2 separate regions of the Homo sapiens genome follow, and region 2 is linked to region 1. Evidence: read pairs that join two places in POLR2A ChIA-PET (ENCODE). Cell type or tissue: GM12878. All regions are shown on one strand.

Region 1 (2,500 bases):
ACACAGAAACATAAACATAAGTAAGAATACTGTATCCTGCTACTGGAAAAACAAGAGCTTTAGTGGTAAATTTTGCTCCAAAATCTCTTCCAATGATCTTTCATTTTGGGTGTTTTTGTCAGACTAAATATTTACTGCTGTTTAATACCAAACGTAATATGAACTACCAAGTAGCATTTACCAGATATACACTCAACACTCCTTATCCTCTTTCCTTATTTTTATTTCATGACGATTATTATTTTTAAAGACAGGGTCTCACTCTGCTGCTTGGGTTGGAGCGCAGTGGTGCAATCATAGTTTGCTGTAGCCTCAAACTTCTGGGCTCAAGTGATCCTTTCACCTCAGCCTCCCCAGTAGCTAGGACTACAGGCATATGCCACCACATCCTGATTTTGTTTTTGGTAGAGATGGGGTCCTACTATGTTGCCCAGGCTGGTCTCACACTCCTGGCCTCAAACAATCCTCCCATATCAGCCTCCCAAAGTGCTAAGAATACAGGAGTGAGCCACCATGCCTGGCCCCTTATTTTTATCTATAGCCTTTAATCACATTTTAGTATATTATATATTTGTATTTATTGTCTATTTCCTTCCAAAGCCTAACTAGACTGTCCCCTCCCTGAGAACAGAGACTTTGTTTTGTTCACTGTCTGAAACAGTGCCTGACATTGTCAGCAATCTATCCATTGACCAAAGACTGAATGAAGACATTCACATTGTACATTACTTATAGTAAACACTACTTCCTAATTTTTACAGACTAAATGATTCTATTGCATTAAGCACTTGGCTGATATAAACCGCGTCTCTATTTTTTACTGCAGGACCTGAAGAGATAGATAGGTCTTCAAATCAAAGTGACACCCTTCCTGCCTGGGGAACACAGCAAGACATCAAGGCTCTCTTGCCCCAGGGATGCCATGGTCTAGACAGTTTATTAAGACATCAGCCTTGCTTGCCTGAGGCTAGTCCTTCTGCTACATCTGGAAAGAAAGGTGAAGCAAGCTCGCCCTTGGATCAGAAAAAAGGAAAAAGCAGGGTGAAAAAACTGCCCAACTGTACCTTAGAAGGGTAATTTCAAGCCTTGGTTTCACCAACTAAGGTACAACCATCAACCTAAATGATAAAACCCCTCCCTTAGCCATCTTCAGCAATTCCATATCTACCGGGTACATTCATTCATTTATTTATTTATTTATTTATTTATTTATTTATTTATTTATTTAGAGGCAGGCTGTCACCCAGGCTGGAGTGCAATGGCGCAATCTAGGCTCACTGCAACCTCTGCATCCCAGGCTCAAACAATCCTCCCACCTCAGCCTCCCAAGCAGCTGGGACTACAGGCATGTGCCACCATGCCTGGCTAATTTTTTTATTTTTTTCGTAAAGACAGGGTTTCACCATAATGGCCAGGCTGCTCTCCACCTCCTGGGCTCAAGCGATCCACCCACCTCAGCCTCCCAAAATGTTGGGATTGCAGATATGAGCCATAGTTCCCCTCCATCAGGTAAGTTGAGATATCCTTCACGGAAGAACCTCCACTCCCTGCAGTTCCTCTAGATTTATCATCTGCATCAGGACCCATGTCTCTTTTTCTCAGGCCTGCAGATTTATGAGGGGCTTCAAATGTTGACTTTTTTTTTTTCTTTGAGACAAGGTCTGGTTCTGTCACCCAGGCCAGAATGGCATGAGCTCAGCTCACTGCAACCTCTGCCTCCTAAGCTTAATCCTCCCAACTCAGCCCCCAGAGTAGCTGGGACCACACCCGGCTAATTTTTGTATATTTTGTAGAGATGGGGTTTTGCCATGTTGCCCAGGCTGGTCTCAAACCCCTGGATTCAACCGATCCACCAGCCTTGGCCTCCCAAAGTGCTGGGATTACAGGCATGAGCCACCCTGCCTGGCCAAATGTTGACTCTTAATAAGAGCTCTAAACCGGGTTACACCCTCTGTCCCTAAGACACACTGGCAGCTTGGAAAGATGTTCACCACAACTTTAAATGTGTGTCCCATTTCTGGGCCACCCCAAGTCTAATACACTAGGAATTAAAATTTATAATAATCTTGTCAGTTGTGTAGTCACATTGTATTGAATTTTGGTATGTTAATTTTTTGTCAAATGTAAATATTTAAAGCATATCCCATTTTTGTTGTCCTGTGTTACACAGTCTTATAGTTAAATAGACTTCAAAAGAATGGAAGTGGCTCAGATCCCTCTCAACTTCTAAGAGACCCTGATCTCTCATCCCATTGGCCCTTCTAATAGAGCTATTGGCATTCACATCCTATTTTCAGCCCAAATGTCAGTTCCTGGAGTACAAAGGCGGTGGCTGCTTCAGATGCTTCAGACTGAAACTGCTCTTTGCCATTCTCATGGACACTGGAGAGTTAAGTTTGGTTAAATTGATGCCTTTTTCTTTTAAAAAAGAAAGAATACACATATACCTTTGTGTACACACAAGCTAGGAAACATCAATCTAATACATGGATGGCAAGAA
Region 2 (2,500 bases), 310 kb after region 1:
TTTTTTTAGTCACCAGATATTGAAAAGTTAATGTCTTGGTTTGTCCTCAGACGCTATTTCAGTTAGAGGCAGCATTCCTGCATTGGATATGTTTAAATGCCTAGGAAATGCAAACAGCAGTTTATTTACACAAACATATAAACATATTTGCTTGCCTACTTTTATTGTATGTGTCAGGCACTGTCCTAAGTGCTAGGGATATTGGTGGATAATATATTTTCATAATGCTTCCATTTTAAAGTGACCGTGGATATTGCAAAAGGACATTTCAATGCGGTGTTGATTGCTGTGGTGGTGATAAGCATAGGGTGCTGCTATAGGAACACATAGATATTTAAATTAGTCCTCATGGTGGTGTTGAGTCAAGAGGTGGGATCAAGAAAGGCCTCTTTAATAGAAAGATGATATTTACATTGAAACCTGAAAGTTGATTGGGAGTTAACTTTCGTAGAGTAGTTTGTTTCAGGCAGAGGATGTTGCCTATACAGAAGCTTAAAGACCAGAATATGATGCACTGATGTGTTTTCTGGAACACAGTGTGAATTAAGCAAGGCCCAAACTCAGCCAGATCAGAAAGGGTCTGGCCTGACTGGAGCATGGAGAGTGAATTTTGCAGGGGAGCTACACAGAAGACAGGAAAACAAGTTAGGAGAAAACTGCCACAGTCCAGGTAAGATGATTGTGACCGGCTTAAGATTGTGGCAGAGTTGGAAGGAGTGGAGAGAAGTGGTAATGCTTAAGAGATAATTAGTAGATAGAATTGTTAGGATTCTGTCATTGGAAGGTGAAGTCACAGGAACTTCTCTCGCCCACCAAACTGAGTGGATGGTGATGCTGGTCCCTGAGACAGGGAGACACAGGAGGAGCAACAGGTTAGGTTGGGAAGATGATGAGGTCTGTTTAAGATATGGTAAGTTTGAGATTTCTGCCAAGTATGCAGGAGAAGATGTACAACATGTATTTGGTTATATTTTTATTTATTTTTAATTTATTATTATTTTTTAGAGGTAGGATCTCACATTGTTGCCTAGGTTGGTGCCCAGTGGTGCAATTGTAGCTCACTTCAGCCTCCAACTCCAATGATCCTCTTGCCTCAGCTTTCTTTGTGTAGCCGGGACTGCAGGCGTGCACCACCACACCCAGTTGACTTTTTTTTTTTTTAACATTTTTGGTAGAGACTATTTTACTGTGTTGCCCAGAATGTTCCTGAACGCCTGAGCTCAAGCTGTCATCCCACCTCAAGTTTCCAAAGTATTGGGATTACAGGCATGAACTACCACACCTAACCCAGCAGTTGGTTATAAATTTTTGGGCATAGAAATCTGGGATAGAGATGGAGATTTGGGAGTTATCAGGAAATAGGTAGTAATTGTAGCCAGGGAAAGGTTGTACAGAAGTGATTCTGAAGCTTTTTTGGATACCCTTAAAAAATTTAATGAAATCAGTGGACTCCTTCCCCAGAAAAATGTACCATGCATTCATTCCTATATATTATTTCACATACACAGACCACATGAAGCTGAGCTATGGATTCCAGATTATTTAAGAATTTGTGGGATAGAGAGGAAGAAGTGTGTTGAGAGTGGTACTCTGATAGACTTCAAAAGAAATCTGGCATCGGTGCCATTTTTGGTAAATTTTGTGATGGTTTGGCTTAATTTTTTTCTTGCTTGTAGGTTTATTACAAAAAACATAAATTGAGCCAAATTTTAGATTATTTAGGAAAATTAATTGATGAATGAATGTATTTCATCTACCAGAATGAATAATGTTATTCAGGATTGCACCTATGTTGGTCTATTCAGCTCACTAATCTGTGTCCCAAGATAATACTGAGAGATGTTTTGATAAGATAGGGTTAGCCTCAAGGTTGTAAATACAGTATAACAAGGTTAGAAATGTAATCCATCAAAGTTCCAGTTTTGTTGATCAGTGTATTAAAATTTTCTTGAACCATTTTTACATTTTAAACTCACTAATTGTTATGTAATCCTTTAGCTTAGGAATTGCGTCACTTTCAAACTTCAGGGGATCATTCATAGGTTTAAAATTTCAGTGGTTGATAAGCTTATTTTTATCCTTTTTTTGTGCATTATAGTTTTGTAAACTTCAACAAAATTCACACTCAGCATTTATTTTTCCAGACCAAAGAGCCTTACATTGTTTTGGCTGAAGGTAGGCCCTTCCGTTCCTTTGAAAAAGAGGTGGGTGGCATCTGTCCACTTCCCAGTGCTCTTAAGATTTGAATGTTTGGGTTTTGAGTGCTACTTTCCCCTCTTGATGGATATCCATGGTTCCAGGCTGCTGGTTTGGGAGAAGTGTTCAGCGAGTCCTGACGTCCTTGATAGGCTCTTGGAAACTGCTACTTTAAGTGAAACAGTGTAAAGCAGGTCCATCAAATAATGTCGTTTTCATTATAATGAAATGGTGAGAAAATAAATGGTTTTGTTGTACGTTGTTGTACTTAAAGTTGCAGTTTCCAAGAACCCATCGATACCGT

Evidence for each region. ChIA-PET counts read pairs that join two places held together with the same protein. Peaks named below come from ENCODE experiments on the same cell type or tissue, not always from the same donor. Only the 100,000 strongest peaks of a DNase experiment are listed, where the experiment ranks them.
Region 2: POLR2A ChIA-PET joins it to region 1 with 7 read pairs; 2 of 35 experiments call an interaction of 5 or more read pairs at or near these places.

What each region holds. Positions count from the first base shown.
Region 1 is chr3:131,053,477-131,055,976 of GRCh38, reverse strand. The region is part of intron 3 of NEK11 (NIMA related kinase 11); the gene reads right to left. Among named protein-coding and RNA genes, the nearest start is that of NEK11, 28 kb to the right of the region's middle. In GM12878, no CTCF peak of the experiment used is centred here; no DNase peak of the experiment used is centred here.
Region 2 is chr3:130,741,917-130,744,416 of GRCh38, reverse strand. All of the region lies in intron 2 of PIK3R4 (phosphoinositide-3-kinase regulatory subunit 4), which reads left to right. Among named protein-coding and RNA genes, the nearest start is that of PIK3R4, 3.7 kb to the left of the region's middle. In GM12878, no CTCF peak of the experiment used is centred here; no DNase peak of the experiment used is centred here; H3K4me3 peaks cover 539 bases; H3K27ac peaks cover 266 bases.